Linked DNA regions of Mus musculus: region 1 is linked to region 2. The links are chromatin loops, found by intact Hi-C in ENCODE. Cell type or tissue: heart. All regions are shown on one strand.

Evidence for each region. Peaks named below come from ENCODE experiments on the same cell type or tissue, not always from the same donor. Only the 100,000 strongest peaks of a DNase experiment are listed, where the experiment ranks them.
Region 1: a loop joins it to region 2, with 2.9 times the contacts of the local background. A loop is called at or near these places in 16 of 42 quality-filtered maps.

Annotation. Positions count from the first base shown.
Region 1 is chr15:102,465,113-102,473,112 of GRCm38, reverse strand. Pcbp2 (poly(rC) binding protein 2) reads right to left here and starts at 2,481. Exons shown (of 15, transcript NM_001103165.1): 1 at 2,310-2,481. It overlaps Gm36331 (a long non-coding RNA gene), which reads left to right and starts at 2,617. Exons shown (of 2, transcript XR_384469.3): 1 at 2,617-2,858; 2 at 3,392-3,672. In heart, CTCF peaks have their summits at 1,892, 2,820 and 4,282 (motif pointing left); DNase peaks (open chromatin) are centred at 2,152 and 2,682; H3K4me3 peaks cover 2,692 bases; H3K27ac peaks cover 1,467 bases.
Region 2 is chr15:102,520,796-102,528,795 of GRCm38, reverse strand. Tarbp2 (TARBP2, RISC loading complex RNA binding subunit) reads right to left here. Exons shown (of 9, transcript NM_009319.3): 4 at 7,583-7,675; 5 at 7,000-7,072; 6 at 6,698-6,815; 7 at 6,245-6,372; 8 at 5,746-5,947; 9 at 5,120-5,611. The coding sequence ends at 5,454. Npff (neuropeptide FF-amide peptide precursor) reads left to right here and starts at 4,175. Exons shown (of 3, transcript NM_018787.1): 1 at 4,175-4,289; 2 at 4,525-4,664; 3 at 4,767-4,957. The coding sequence starts at 4,188. The coding sequence ends at 4,869. It overlaps Atf7 (activating transcription factor 7), which reads left to right. Exons shown (of 12, transcript NM_001310067.1): 12 at 1-160. In heart, CTCF peaks have their summits at 664 (motif pointing left) and 3,498 (motif pointing right); a DNase peak (open chromatin) is centred at 3,495; H3K4me3 peaks cover 156 bases; H3K27ac peaks cover 2 bases.

The DNA.
Region 1 (8,000 bases), 56 kb after region 2:
TTTACACTTACAGATCAGGTTTTGTTTCCAGTTTGCTCATTAATGATAGGCTTTCCACTGATGCTTGAGATGAGAAAGATCCGACCATTCCACTGGTAATGGTTCTAAGTGAATTGCTTAAGTGCAAAAAGTTGTCCTTCAGCTGAGGAAGTTTTAAAAGGACTCAGTAACAGCTGGGCAAACTTTTAACTACAGTGAGGACAAATTCAACCTGCTTTCTACTGGACAGCAGTTAGAAGTGAACAGACTATATATGTAAATGTACTTAGTATAGAAATTTCTAAAATTTAGATATACTTATCTCAAAGGTTGATGAATGATAAATGATTTTGAAATGTTTTAGTTTAGATGTGTGGATAAGGGTACATTTCTGTATAATCTCAGCACTTTGGAAGTTTTGACAGGATTGTTTTAAGTTCAAGGCTACCTTGGACAACCTATTGAGAAACAAGTGCAGCTGCTAGAACTACACAGTGGGACAATCACAAAATAACAAGAAAAATAACTACACTCATGAGTCTCACAGAAAAAAGTATTCAAGATACACTTCACAACTTTGGGTTCCATGATCCTTTGAAATTTAATCCTGTACGTCTCAGTTCTTTGCTCCCATTCTTCCTCTAATCACTTGAGAAAATTCTCTTGTGCTTTTGTTTTAACTTTCACTATCACACAATTAAGTCTTTTTAGTCCCAAATTTTCTTCCAAATACAATAGAAAAAGTACTAAAATTTTACTTCATATTTGCTTTGATTGATGAAAGATTGCCAAGATGGCCCCTTTTTACTCATCCTCTGAAACAACTTTGAAATAACTACTTATGTAGACAAAGAATTTGGTTTTTGATATTTTTGTTTTTAATACTTTAACACCAAACACTGACAGTTCCAAGAGTCTCAAGCCCTGAAATTTCTCCAATAGCATGGCAAGTATTCATCCCTTCAAATCAGTATCAATGATTTCTCTCCTCCTACAACTAATTTTGTCCCTTCATAAAACCAGTCAGTTTTCACTTTGCCATAAACACACACAATACACATACTGTTGGGTTTTTTGTTTTGTTTTTTTGAGACAGGGCCTCACTATGTTGCCCAGTACTGAATGTAACTATTAACACCAGGCTGGCCTCCAAACTCTGAATCCCAAGTCCATACTTTAAGTATGTTTAAAGCACTTTAAAGTGACTGTCACACCACTCTATATAATGCAAACTATCTTCTGGTTACTTCAGGATGTAAGTGATTACATAAATGCATCCCTAAAGCACATCAGTTCCCTATTTCCAGAAAACAGTTAATTGCTGTCAAAAAAAAAAAAACCTCACAAATCAACATCTCATTTATGGAAAAACAATGCTTGTTCACTGAGTCTGCAAGATTAACACCCCCTCATACAGTATAAAACTGTTAGTTCCACTTCCCCACTGTTATATTAATCACCTTAGAAATACAGTTATACAAGTTCAAAAGGCAAAGAAACTGAAAACCTAGCTACAAATTCATTTCTTAAGTAAAGCACGAAGATGTATTTTTTTTAACTCCAAGTCATGTAAGTAATCTGAGAAACCTGTCAATTCCTCTCCTGAGTAGGTCAATCTAAGTGTACCCCATCCTGGGAATCCAGCTGTTAATCCTGCAGTCAATTACCCCTCTATAAATAGCTCGGTCTGGTTTATAGCGGCAGGCATTTTGTAATTTCAAAATTCGTTACCCGAGAGAACGTCAGAGTAACTCGGTAACAGGGAGTCCGCCTACCCTTTAACTCTGCAGCTCCCCACTCCCCTCCCCCGCCCGGGTCATCCAAGCATTTTCCACTTAAAAAAAAAAAGCCCCCCCCCTTTCCCTTGACTGGGAAAGGGGGTGAATAAACGGTTCGGTCAGGGGGGGGCGCTGCGACCCAGGGGGAGGGGCCGGACAAGCAGCGCCTCCTCGTGTGTCTGCGCCAGCGCCTGACCCCCGCGGGGAGCCGCGCTCACCCGCCCCGCCAGCAAGCCGGCCATCGCCTCCCCAACCCCCCTCAACCAACAAATCCACCGCCGCCCCCCCTGCCGCGCGCGCGCCCTCCCTGACTCCTGCGCAGCCGCCACCGGGAGGGAGGGGGGAGGGGGCAGGCTCTGCGCGAGGCCTACTAGGCCGCGCCGGAGCCAGGGCCTCGCGTGAATGCCCGGGCAGGCAGAGTGAAGTAGTAGACGCTCATGCGGGTCTACGAGAGGCCGAGGCTCCAGAATAGGGCCGGAGTCCGCCAAGAAGGATGTCACGAGTGGAAGAAGAAGCTATTGCCGGCGGCGGAGCAGAAGATTTTAAGCTTACCTGGAGGCGCGAGTCGACTGAGGGGAAAAGGGGAGCGGGCGGGAAGGGGAAGGGCGGGAGGCCGGGGGCGGAACAATAGGGGCGGGCGGGAAGGCGAGGGGGGCCCCGCTAGCGGGCGGAGGAGGGGGGGGTGAGGAGGAGGAAGGGGGAGAGAGACCCCGGGGCGGGTGGAGGGCGGCGGAGGGCGGGCGGGCGGGCGGAGGGCGGGCGGGCGGGAGAGGGCGCAGGCTGCGGCTGCTCCGGCTGCTGCCTCTGCTGGTCTGGGAGGGGGACGGGGCGGAGCGGGCCGCTTTCAACCCCGCGCACCCTTCGACCCCGGAAGCGCTAACCGCCCCGGGGGCCGGCGAGTCGACTGCGTCGTCCACACTTTCCCCACGCAATGCGGACCGCCTTCCCGGAGCCTAGAGCGGCTCCTTGGACAGCGTCGGCACCAGCGAGACGGCCAGTAACCAGCGGCGAGGTCTGAGATAGAGCGGCAGCGCAGAGGCGCGGAGGATACCAGTGGCCTCTAGCGGAAGAACTGGAAAGCTCAGGCCTAAATACGAAGAGGTGGCCAATGCTTTGGGATCAAGATAGGAGGGAGGGAAAGGAAAATAACAGTTGTCTAAAATAAAAAACGAATGGCCAGACTGAAAGTGTCAGGCAAACTGCTTACTCTAAAAATAATCCACTTTAGTGAGTGCAGAAGAAATGAAAACATCATTATTTTGCAGCCCAGATACTGAATCAGGCAATAATAATTATAATAAAGAATTAAAACGTAAAAGAATGTTCTTAAATCAGACGGTGGTGGTACCCAACTTGATTCCAACACTGGAAAGGCAGAGTCAGGAAGATCTCTGAGTTCGAGTCCACCCTGGTCTACAGAGTGAGTTCCAGGACAGACAGGGCTTTTTAGAAATCAAAAGAAAGAAAGAAAAGAAAAAAAAAAAGAAAGAAAGAAAAGTAACTTTAAAACTTCACTGTATTAGGACAACATTGATCATGTGAATATCTCACTATTATATAAGAAGTACTGTATAATCTAGAATTCCTGCCCAAATTGGTTAATCTTTTTATTAAGTCTAATTATCCATTTATAGGAACGAAAGAACAAGTTAAACATCAGTACAAGAAGGTACTCTGTGGCCAAGCACAGTGTGTGATACAAGCTGATACCATTGGGGAACTTAAGGATGACAAAGGTGAACCTCAGGCCACCTTGGACTGTAGAGCAACGCTGCTTTATTGTTGCCTGTTGCTCCTTAAAAAAAAAAAAAAAAAAAAAAAAAAAAGACATCTTGAAAACACAGAATTTTGTACACAACACAAGACAACTATCCTGGTGTCTTTAAAAAGGCAATAAACCTTTTTTTAAACGGTTTGTATGTGTGTATACAAACTGAGTGTGTGTGTGTGTGTACTTACACCACAGCAGGCAGGAAGAAGTCAAAGGAGGATTTTCAGGAGGAGTCAGTTTTCTCCTTCAACCAAGCGGGTCCTGAAGATCGGACTCAGGACATCAGGCGTGATGGCAAACGCCCTTTCCATCGCACTGGCTGTTAGGACTGGGACGATGTCTCAATAGTTCTCCAACTGTTCTCCCAGAGATTCAGTGTTCAATCACCAGTACCGACATAGGATCTCACAGTTCCATGGGATACAACACCCTCTTCTGGATTCCACAGGCACTTGCACACAAGTGGTGCACATATATACATGGCAGGTAAAACCCATACAAAATAAATAGGTACATCTGTAAGGAGTCCGAGGCACATGCAGGTAAAAGGCAGGCAGATCTTTTGAAGTCAGCCTGATCTACATGGCAAGTTTCAGGACACTGAGAGCTACATAGTGAGATTCACTCTCAAAAATCAAACAAAAACAACTTGTTCTTACAAAGGAGCCAAGTTCAGTTCCCTGTAGATGGGTTCACAATTCCCTGAAGATTCAACTCCAAAGATCTGATGCCCTCTTCTGGCTTGCTAGGGTGCTTACACCCTCGGGTGCACATAACTATCCTACAGATACACATATGCATAAATTTTGTTGTTGTTGTTGTTGTTGTTTCTTAAGACAGGGTTTCTATGGGGAGCCCTGGCTGTACTCACTCAAAGATCCAATTGCCTCTGCCTCCCAAATGCTGAGATCAAAGGTGTGTGCCACCACCGCCTAGAAAAAAGAAATTCATTTTCCTCTCTTTTCTGTACACAGGTGTTTTTGCCTATTGTGTATGCAGTACTTGTTGTGGTTTTACTATCAGTCAAATGGAGCCAAGTGACTCCAAATGTCTTTCTTTCCACCACCCAAATGAGGAGCTAATATTGGGAATGCAAAATAAAATCCTCATTTGACACCATTTGGTGCCAGGTGTCACTGTACACACTTTTAATCCCAGCACTAAGGAGGCAGAGGCAAGTGGATTTCTTGAGTTCAAGACCAGCTTTGTCTTGGACAGGGCTCTATAGAGAACCTGTCTCAAAAAAAAAAAGAAAGAAAGAAAGAAAGAGAGATAAAGAGAGGAAGAAAGAAAGAAAAACCAACAAACAAAACCTTATCATTTGGCCAAAGGTAAAGGGTAAAGGGTGGAAAGGAAGTAGGGAAAACCCCAGGAAAAAAAAGCCAATTAAGGAACAAGTTTACTGGACTGGCAAGATGGCTCAGCAGGTAAGAGTGCTGACTGCCCTTCCAAAGGTCCTGAGTTCAAATCCCAGCAATGACATGGTGACTCACAACTGCCCTTAATGAGACCTGATGCCCTCTTCTGGTGTGTCTGAAGACAGCTTCAGTGTACTTATTTAAATAAATCTTTGAGCAGGATTGAGCAGGGACTGAGCGAGTTAGATAACCAGAGCGAGTGGGGTTGACTAGAACAAGCAGAGGTCCTAAATACAATTCCCAACAACCAAATGAAAGCTCACAAGCATCTGTACAGCTACAGTGTACTCATAAACATAAAATAAATAAAACTTTAAAAACAAAAACAAGTTTACTGTCAGATCTAAGCTGAAAGTTTAACCTAAAGATTTTGCAGGTGGGCCAGTAAAAACAGTGGGGCTCCCAACAGCTAGAATGCTATCCACTTTCCATGAGGTCACACATATGGCATCAGGCAAAAAATAAAAATCAAGGAGTTTTATTAAGGCTGACCAAGAGTTACAGTCAACACTGAGACAGTGAAGTCCTGTGGGTGGGTTAAGAACCTTGAGCACAGGGCTGGTGAGATGGCTCAGTGGGTAAGAGCACCCGAATGCTCTTCCGAAGGTCCAGAGTTCAAATCCCAGCAACCACATGGTGGCTCACAACCATCTGCAACAAGATCTGACTCCCTCTTCTGGAGTGTCTGAAGACAGCTACAGTGTACTTACATATATTAATAATAAATAAATCTTAAAAAAAAAAAAAAAGAACCTTGAGCACACAAGGTCCTGGGTGAAATCCCAGACACAAAGCAGGGAGAGAGGGTTGGCAATAGGTTCAATTGTCAAGCCTGAAGACCTGAGTTCAACAAGAGTTCAGCTGAGTTCCCTTGAGACTAACTACCACTTATTATCCTGATTGCCACACTTGGACCCTGGCGTGTGCCCGCACATATACAAATAAAATACAATGTAATACAATGTAAGGAGACAGATGGGCTGAAGAAACCGTTCAGTGGTTAAAAGCACTGGCTGCTCTTCCAGAGGACCTAGTTTACATTCCCAGCACCCACACACTTGCTCACAATCACCTGTTTTTCTACAGTCCTAGAGGATCAGACTCCCTCTTTTGGACTCTGTGAACACCAAGCATGCATACAGTGCACAGAAATACATCCAGGCAAAACATTTTATGTAGTAGTGCTCTATCAAATAAGTAAGTTTGTTAGTTAGTTTGTTTGTTTGTTTTAATTATTTATTTTATGTATGTGAGTTACACTGTAGCTGTCTTCAAACACACCAGAAGAGGGCACTGGATTCCCTAAAGATGGTTGTAAGCCACCATGTGGTTGCTGGAAATTGAACTCAGGACTTCTGCCTCTGGAAGAGCAGTCAGTGCTCTTAATCCCTGAGCCATCTCTCTAGCCCAAGTTTGTTTTTTTTGTTTTTTTTTTAAAGAGCACTTATTAATATTGCAGAGGACCCAGTTTCTGTTCCCAGCACTCACATCAGGCAGCTGACAAGTCACCTGTAACTCAGTCCTAAGACATCAAAGTGCATCTGGTCTTCGTGGTCTTATGTGCTTGCATACAAGTATTACACATAAACTCACGTAGACATATAAATTTTATTTTTTTCCTGAGACTGGTTGTCTCCAACTCTAACCCTGGAATCACTCTGTAGACTCGGGCTGGCCTCAAAATCCCTTGTGTTGGGACTAAAGACATGCACCACCACTGTCCAGCACAAAATATATCTTTAAAATGAGGAAGATAAGGGGAGAGAGAGAAGAATCTAATAGCAATATCTGACTATGGATCAAGAAATTTTCCAAAGCAGAAATGGGTGAACTTGCCTAGGATCACAAAACAACATATTTATCTACAGAAAGTATTCAAAAAAAAGCCAGCAAGCTACAGATTCATTTCATTATTCATAGTCGCTAGAGCTAAACTGCCAAATTTGCATGTTTTTTAAAGATTTGATTTTCTTACATGTATATGAGTGTTTACTTATAGATGTATGTGCGACACATGCCATGTGTCTACAAGACCAGAGACTTTGCTATTGGGTTTTTATTGTTGTTGTTTGTTTGTTTTTTGTTTTTCAAGACAGGGTTTCTCTGTGTAGTCCTGGCTGTCCTGAAACTCACTCTGTAGACCAGGCTGACCTCAAAGTCAGAAATCCGCCTGACTCTGCCCCCTAAATGCTGGGATTAAAGGCATGTGCCACCAGTGCCCAGCTGCTATTGGTTTTTTTGTTTGTTTGTTTGTTTGTTTGTTTGTTTCAGACAGGATAGGGTAGCCCTGGTTGGCTTAGAATCCGTTCTGAGATCCACCTACCTCTGCCTTCAGAGTGCTAGGATTAGAGCTGGAGAGATGGCTCAGTGGTTAAGAGCAATGTCTGTTCTTCCAGAGGTCCTGAGTTCAATCCTTAGCAACCACATGGTGGCTCACAACCATCTGTAATGGGATCAGATGCCTCCTTCTGATGTGTCTGAAAACCATGACAAGTGTACTCATATGCATAAAATAAATAAAATTATAATCTTTTTTTAAAAAATCTGAGAACTATCACCTTTGGGAGTATGGACTGGTGTACAGAGGAGGGGTGGCAAACCCAATGGTTTCAGGAACCAGGCCAGTAATGGAATTGGGAGGAGCTAAGAGAGAGTACAGAAGACCCAGGGCTCATTTATACAGGGCTCAACCATTACACTTAGCCAGAACTTATATCTTTAGATATGTCAGTGCATGCCAAAGTTTCAGCTTGAAATGTAAATCATTAGGAAATGACTGGCATCTTAAAAAGACAGTGGTTCCCCCACAGTGCTCAGATATAGCCAGTGGCTCCCAATGTTTCAACTGCTGTTCACTAAAGTAGTCACTTCCACATTAAGAATATAGGGAATAGGCTAAGCAAAGTGGCTTAGAGAACCAAAAGTCCTGTAGACTAGCTAATACAGCAAGTTCCAAGACATCTAAGGAGGCCCTCTCTCAAAAACAAAACAAAAATAAAGGCAGGCGGTGATAGCTCACACTTTTAATCCCAGTATTGGGGAAGCAGAGCAGGT
Region 2 (8,000 bases):
GCAGGGGCTTTCAGCTCTTCTCCATAACTATCCCTTCTTCCTTCCCCCATGCCATTTAGCAGTTATCACCCAGCCTTGCCTTCTCCCTCCATCCCTTGCCCTGACATATACTGTGCCTTATTTATGCTGCAAATATAACATTAAACTATCAAGAGAATGACTGGTATGTTTGGTGCTTCCCTACGCAGACTCATGGGGCCCATTGGTCACTCCTAGAGACTCAGTAGGCATTTGTGTCTGACCATCCTCCTCCTTCCACTTCTTAGGGCAGAACTAGCAGGCTCTCTCTGCTTTCAGTAAGTAACATGGTGTTGGAAAAGGCACAGAGTTCAGATCTTTAAACTGCCTCAGAGCCAAGGCATCACAAAAAGACTGACCAATGGGAATACTGAACACCCTGGCTCTTTCAGTGTTTTATGCTCACCCACTTCCAACAATTGAAAGGAAGAAAAAGTCCTACTCCCAAGAAAGGGGCTTGGGAGTGTACAAAGAGGTAGACAAAGTCAAGCTTTCTCCAGAGACTAGAAGGAATAGCTGAAGAGATGGCTCAGTAGTTAAGAGGAAAAACTGCTCTTGTCTCAAAAGATCCGTTTGGTCCCCACACCCATGTTGGCTAGTTTACCACCACCCTTAACTCCAGCTGCAAGGGATCTGGTGCCCTCTTTTGGCCCCCACAGGCACTGCACTCACTTGCATAACCCTTCCCCCAGCACACATATACACAATTAAAAAGTTAAAAAAAAAAAAATTAAAAAGAGAAGAAGATTGGAAACTCGAGGCAAACTTTGTAAAAGCAGATTAAAGCTCACAGGAGAACAGGTAATGATCAGGGTGAGGAAGACGGACAGGTGAGCCACTGATCCTTTCTGTGTCTGTGTCTTCCACTAAAAGTGGAAACCACCAAGGAGACAGACTGAAGAACCTGACAAAAGACAGAACAGGTACCTCTAAGGTTCCTTGGTAGAACAGATCTACTGGGTTGGTGTCTGGTGAAGGACTCAGAGCCTCCTTAGGAAATGGAAACACTTACTGGCCATCACTGTGTGGGCCCCAGCAATTAAGGTACTTACTGCCAAGCCTGAAGACCTGAGCTTGATCCCTGGATACATGTGGTGGGAAGAGAACTGGCAAGGTGTTCTCTGAGCTCCACATATGCTCTGTGGGGCATGTGTCTCCTTCTCCCCAGGTAAATAAATGAATGAGAAAGTGGGTGGGGAGCACACAGTATGTCCAAGAAAGAGAGAACATTACCAAAAGCTAAGACAGAGTCTGGAGGAAGACTGGAGAGGTGGCTCAGTGGTTAAGAGCACTTGTGTTCTAGAGGACTTGAGTTCCGTTCCATTTAGGTGGCTCACATCTGGAATTCCAGCTCCTCAGACACCCGCTCTTGCAGATATACAATTAAAAATTTAAAAAAAAATTTTTTTTAAAGATTTATTTATTTATTATATGTAAGTACACTGTAGCTGTCTTCAGACACTCCAGAAGAGGGAGTCAGATCTTGTTACAGATGGCTGTGAGCCACCATGTGGTTGCTGGGATTTGAATTCTGGACTTTCGGAAGAACAGTCAGGTGCTCTTACCCACTGAGCCATCTCACCAGCCCCAATATTTTTTTTTTTTTTTTTTGAGACAGGGTTTCTCTGTGTAGCTCTCACTGTCCTGGAACTCATTCTGTAGACCAGGCTGGCCTTGAACTCAGAGATTTGCCCTACCTCCCAAGTGCTGGGACTAAAGGCATATGTCACCACAGGCCAGCTGAGATCCTGTATTTAAATAAATAAGTCTGGAAGGTGATAAATAAAACTAAGTCTAGAAGATGAGAATCCTAGCACACAGGTTAGGATGATTAATTTTTGTTGAGGTTAGAAGTGAACCAGCTTCTTTGTGAACTTAGTAGCTTCAGCCCAGACTCCGGTACTGAAGCAGCAGTGCAGTGAACACAGGGTGGCTGCTGTGAGACTGCTGTGTACGCAACCCATCTGCTGTTCAGGACAGCTTCCTGTTCACAGGGTTAGGTTTTTTTATTGTTCTCTGGGTGCTGGAGATTGTGCTCAGGGGCCTCCAGCAAGTTGCCTCTTTGTTGTTTTTTTGTTTGTTTGTTTTGTTTTGAGGCAGGGTTTCTCTGTGTAGCCTTGGCTGTTTTGGAACTAGCTCTGTAGAAGAGCCTGGCCTCGACTCAAAAAGATCAGCCTGCCTCTGAAGTCACACAGTGAATTTCGAGAGCAAAGATAAAATACGAAATTTCTGCCAGGTGTGGTGGTGCACATCTGTAATCCCAGCACTTGAGAAACTAAAAACAGAGGCCAGCATATTGGGCTACATACAGAGTCTCAGGCTTAGAAAACCAGACAAGCTGGGCACTGTGACACACACTTTAATCCCAGCACTTGGGAGGCAGAGGCATCCTAATCTACATAGTAAATTCTAGACCAGCCAAGGCTAAATGGTGACACCTGTTTCACACACACACACACACACACACACACACACACACACACACACACACACACACACACACAGTGGAGACAGGAAAAGAGAGAGGTGGGGAGAGAAACCGAGAAGACCCACAACAAAAGCAGCAGTGAAATATTTCAACTATAATGTATGACAAGCTCTACAGGAAATCTTGAGACAAACCTTACAGAAAGGTTCACCCAAGCCTGGATGCATTGTATTCTAGAACATCAGAAACCTGATCTAGAAGGTCTCCCTCTGCAGTAGAGCACCTGCCTACCATACACAAGGCTCTTCATTTGGACTTGATTCCCAAGAAAGAAATTTTAAAATGCCACTTATCCGCAAACCTAAAATGTAAGTTGGTTCCAATAAAGTACTTCCCTGTTGAGCAAAGAAGATGTGGATACATGGTATTTCTCCAAATATGTGAGGGGCTTTTACATATGACTGAGAGATAACCTGAGACTCCATTGAACAAGCTAGGACCTCTGGTAGAGGCCACCAAGAAGCTAAAGCCCACTCAGCACTCTCTGGAGATGGTAAGTTCCCCAGGACTGGAGTGGGAGGACAGCAAAGGGAATCACAGTTGACATTTTGAAAACACCGGGTCTGTGCTTTCCTACAAAATGCATCCCAAATGTTTCTCCTAGCAAGTAATTCATTTTACTGTTCCCATATGTAAGTGAGGAAAAAAAGAGTGTGAGCAGCTTGCTTTGCTCATGGGGTAGAACCCCGACAGTCCTTCTTCTGTTTAGGCTAGAGACATGGTACTCTGACACCTGGATTTGCAAGTGAGGTTAGGACTAGCTCCTTTAAAGGACCCTTCCCTGAACTGGAGTGATTGTCTGTCCCTAAAGCAGAACCCTAGTCGCCAGCTCCAGTAGTATATTAGAACCAGAACCAGGCAGAGCCCATGCTGACCAGACGGAACTGGAAAAATGTCACAATTCTGGGCCCCAAAGAACTAGGTCCTCAAGTCCTAGACAAAATGTATGGAAAGGGAAATGGCTGGACGTGGCAGTGAAGAGTAGTGGCCACAAGGTGGCAGCAGAGTTTCAGCTGTGGAGGCCCAATCCCCAGTTCTCTTGCAAAGATGGGCCTGTCCACAAAATTTACAGGCCACCTCTACTCAGTAAGGCTCCAAAAAGAGTCTCCTATCTCTCACTTAACTATTCACAGGTAAATCTTAAAGGGTAGTGAACCCACATTTAACCTGACTAGAAGCAGTGGGGATTGAAATGGGGCTGTGGTCCTGATCACCCATTCCAGGCAGGAGTAGGGACCAAGCTGGTTCACCCTAGCCTGCACTTAACACTAGTTCCTTCCCATCCAGGACATAATGCCCAATTCTGACAGGAGTTTCTCCAGTCAGGAACAAGAGGTGATCAATTGAAGCTTCTCCAATCTGTTGAAGGATTGGAGGTTCTTCTAAGGTTCCCCCAGGGTCTAACTCTGACAAACTGTCTGCAATTAATGATGCTTCCTGAGCTCCGGAGACAAGATTTATGCATCTAATAAAGTCTATATAACTCCAGGCTTAGGCTGGGGGGGAGGAAGCTAAGAGCAGAGAGTCCCCAGGGGAGTACGGGAGGGGGGGTCCCAGGTGGCTCTTAATAGAGCCATGCATTTCCATTGCTTGTCTAGATTTCCCCCCAGGCTGCCGGTGAGGTGGGGGTAGGGACATCAGGTATAAGAAGACCGTGGGCACTCAGGAGGCAGATGGCAGCATGGACTCCAAGTGGGCTGCTCTGCTGCTGCTGCTACTGCTGCTGCTGAATTGGGGCCACACTGAAGAGGCAGGGAGCTGGGGTGAAGACCAAGTCTTTGCAGTGAGTGAACATCCTGCTGCCCCATCCACCCAGCCGCCATCTCTCCTTCAGCTGAAACTTATGATACAGGGTTTGGTGTTCCCCAGGCTGCTAAGGTCTTCAAAAAGTCTGGCTTCTAAGGGAGGGAAATGGCTTCTCAGCCCACGCAAGTTTCCCCTAGAAGCCATTCTTTCCCTCCATGTCTTCAGTGTACAAGACACTGCCAGGTTCCTTCCCTGCCACTCTCTCATCACAGGGAGAAGATAAGGGACCCCACCCACCACAGTATGCCCACATTCCAGACAGGATCCAGACTCCTGGGTCCCTCTTTCGTGTTCTGCTCCAGGCCATGGACACACCTAGAAGGAGCCCAGCCTTCCTGTTTCAGCCCCAGAGGTGAGTTCCAAAGGGAAGAGGCTGAGAAGGGTGGAGGGCAGAGGAAGATGTGAGAGAAGGTGAGATGGAGGGAGTGCCAACTAAGGATGAATCTCTCCTAAGGTTTGGCAGAAGTGCATGGGGGTCCTGGAGCAAGGAACAGCTAAATCCGCAGGCCAGACAGTTCTGGAGCCTGGCCGCTCCTCAGCGCTTTGGGAAGAAGTAGCATCGTCAGCTGTGATGCCTGCATGCAAAACCACTTCCCCATGTTCCCTGTGTGCCCCCAAATAAAAATGGTCCGGCTGGCTTCAGAATCCCTGTGTTTGGACAAGACTGTCAGGGAGCAGGTGGGAGCCCAAGGGCAATAGCTGTAGCCCCCCTTCACCTCCACTCAGTCTCTAGCCATTCTGTTGTTAAGGATCCCCAAGGCTACTACTGCACCTTGCCTCCTCTCGGTAACAAAAAAGAACAAGGGGTTCAAAAGGAGAACAAGCTCACCATGTTTATTCCTTATACCCTCATGACCCAAGGCCAGAGAGAGCAGGGTTTTGGAAGCCAAAGAGCAGCATTTATTCAGGACTCCAATAGATTCATCCATCACCCACGGAATGAGGACAAATCCTGTGCTGGCTGGGGCCCTGTGGTTCATGGCTCCTTGCTTGCCTGTGCCTTCCTCAGTCTCAAGGCAGACAGGCTGTGTCAGAGGTAGAGATGGCACCTCTGGAGGGTACCAGAGCTAGGTGGATACATGGACCCAGGGGCAGAAGGAGCAAGAAGTAAAAGATGCATATCCATCACTGCAGTGGGATGCTACTTGCTACCCGCCATGATCCTGAGGTACTGTAGGGCGCGGTGAGCAGCATCACCTCGGGCTGCCTCCCTGGTGGTTGCAGAACCATAACACACAGTGGCTGGCTGGGTGGACAGTTCCACTAGGCACTGGCAGAGCCCACTCAGGCTCAGTTCCTCTGGAAACCAAGAAAGAGAAGGGAGGCACTGGTGGGGAAGGGGCACCAAACAGTGTACACATCACCCATCTCCCAACTCCTTCATACTTGCTTTGATCCAGTCCCCTCCATCCCCAGTCTCTAGTTGGCCATACCAATATCCAGATAGCTGACATGGAAAGCCTGCTCCTCAGAGAGCTCACTGAGGACACTGCAGCAGGCAGAGCCCAGAGCCCCTAGAGAGCCCACGGAGCAACTGCGAAGGGATAGGATCTTTTCTCCCACAGAATTCCGCAAGGAATCCCAGGTGCAGCCTGGCCCACGATTCCTCAGTCCATCCAGGCGGGAGCTCACGCCCTAATGAGATAAGAGTGAGAAAGCAGCTAAGGACTGTGGGACCCAAGAACTGGGTATTATGCTCTGACTCCTGGCAGCCTTCCTCATCCCAGGAAAAGTTGCCTATAGGGGCTTTGCCCTAGGCCAGCTTTCACTAGTGACCCTACATATAGGCTGAGGGGACTTCTGGGCGCACAGGTTCAAGGAGCCCTGGGAAGGAAAGCAGGCCCATACTCACTTCCAAACCACAGACCCAACCCAATTCCGTACCATGTCCTGCAGTGTGAACCACATGTCGAGCCCACACAAGCCACTTACAATGGAAAAATGATCGTCATCAGGCTCTGCCTCATTGCCATCCCGGGCATCCAGAGGTACAGTGTGCACTCGAAGGAGCATCTTAGCTGCTGCGTTACGCTTTGCCAGCTTTTTGGAAGTGCCACTGCCTGAGGGTGGGGAAGGAATTGTTCAACTTGGGGATTCCTAACAGACCAATGCTTTCCCTCTAGGTTAACTTAGACAGTCACCCAATGAGATACCACTGCAAAGAGGAGCTCAAGGCCTGATCTTTTTAACTGAGGAGTTGGTGAGCCAGATAAGAGGGGGAAAGATGGGCAGGGACAAGGGAGAGACAGGAAGGCAGGAGCTGAGCAAGGACCTGCAAAGCAAAGGAAGCTGGGACAGAGCACAGCCAGGCAAAGAACCACCTTGTGTTTGGGGTTACAGTGTGGCAAAGAGAGAAGGTGAGTGAACCCCCTTTTCCCCAGTTACCAATCTCAATGAAACGCTCCACCCGGCAAGTCATGGTGAACTCTTTGCGGTGAGCAGGCCCAGACTCTTGGGTCACCATGTACTCTGGCAAACGCCAGCCTTTTTGCACCACCAGCTCCTTGAAAGAAAACCATAAGAGAGTCCAAGGCTTAGTGAGGAAAGGGTCCTTAGCCAATGGCCTTCTACCAAGAGCCTCCACCTTTGAGTGAGAAGGAGGACCACCCTACCCACAAGTGCACACGCCCCTGCCTCAGCCCTACTTCAGAGAAGATAGCACACATGACAATGAAGACGAGGCACACCTGCAGAGCACCGACGGGGTTGCACTCAGACTGCTGAGGAGAGACAGGGGGCTGCATCTCCATGGGAGGGCTCCTAAAGAAAAAAGGGCCCAGGCCAGTGCTGAGGAAAATGCAGAGGTTCCTCCTGTCCTGGTCATGGATCAAGTGCCAGCCACTACCACCTCCCAATTCCTCACCAGGCAGGCAGCTATCTGTCCAAACATCTAGCCTTTCTCCTCCCTCCCCACACCCCACCAAGTGAGGCTCTGCTACTTCCCAGGAGCACTTAGATGTGGAAATCCTTCAGCAATGTCCCTGTGATGGAGGTAAAGGAGCTGTACACACAGTCCTGGAAGTACCTTTTGGGTCTCAAACATGGAGCCTCTAAGATGTTTAAACAATCTAACATTCATTGCTTGGCTATTTAATCATCATAAATTACCTCCTAGCTCAGGCTTACCAACCAGCTGGTGCAAATTTTTCAATTACACCAGTCTGTCTTTACTCTCAGGCTTCCTCATCCTGACCTGCCTGAGTCCAAGAGCTATGAGACTAGAAGCCAAGACCCCCTCCTTCCTCCAAGACGTCAGGGGACTCAAGATACCTGGTTAGTACAGCAGATGGAACAGGGGCAGCAGCTTCTGCAGCAACGACAGGAGTGTCCTCAGGCGGTGAAGAGTCTAGGAGAGAAAAAGAACTTCCCGAGGGGAAGAAGGTCTTGGATTCACACCCATGTAGAAGGGAATGAGGGTGTGAGGTCCTTCTGACCTTTCCATCCCCTGAGAACTCCTTCCCCCCGATGCAGACTCGGAGAGCCTCAGCAACAGCTCTTCCTCCTGGGATCCTCTGCTGACCCCACACTGGCTCAGAAGCACTGAGGTTAGGGTGGGGGCTCAGAAAAGAGTCTCTTTCTACCCAACAAGCTGCAACCTGAATGTGGAAGAGGGAAAGCCATCTTGCTAGAAAGAGGGGGCATGCCAGGACCAACTTTATCAGTCTTTGCCTCCACCCCCTATGCCCTT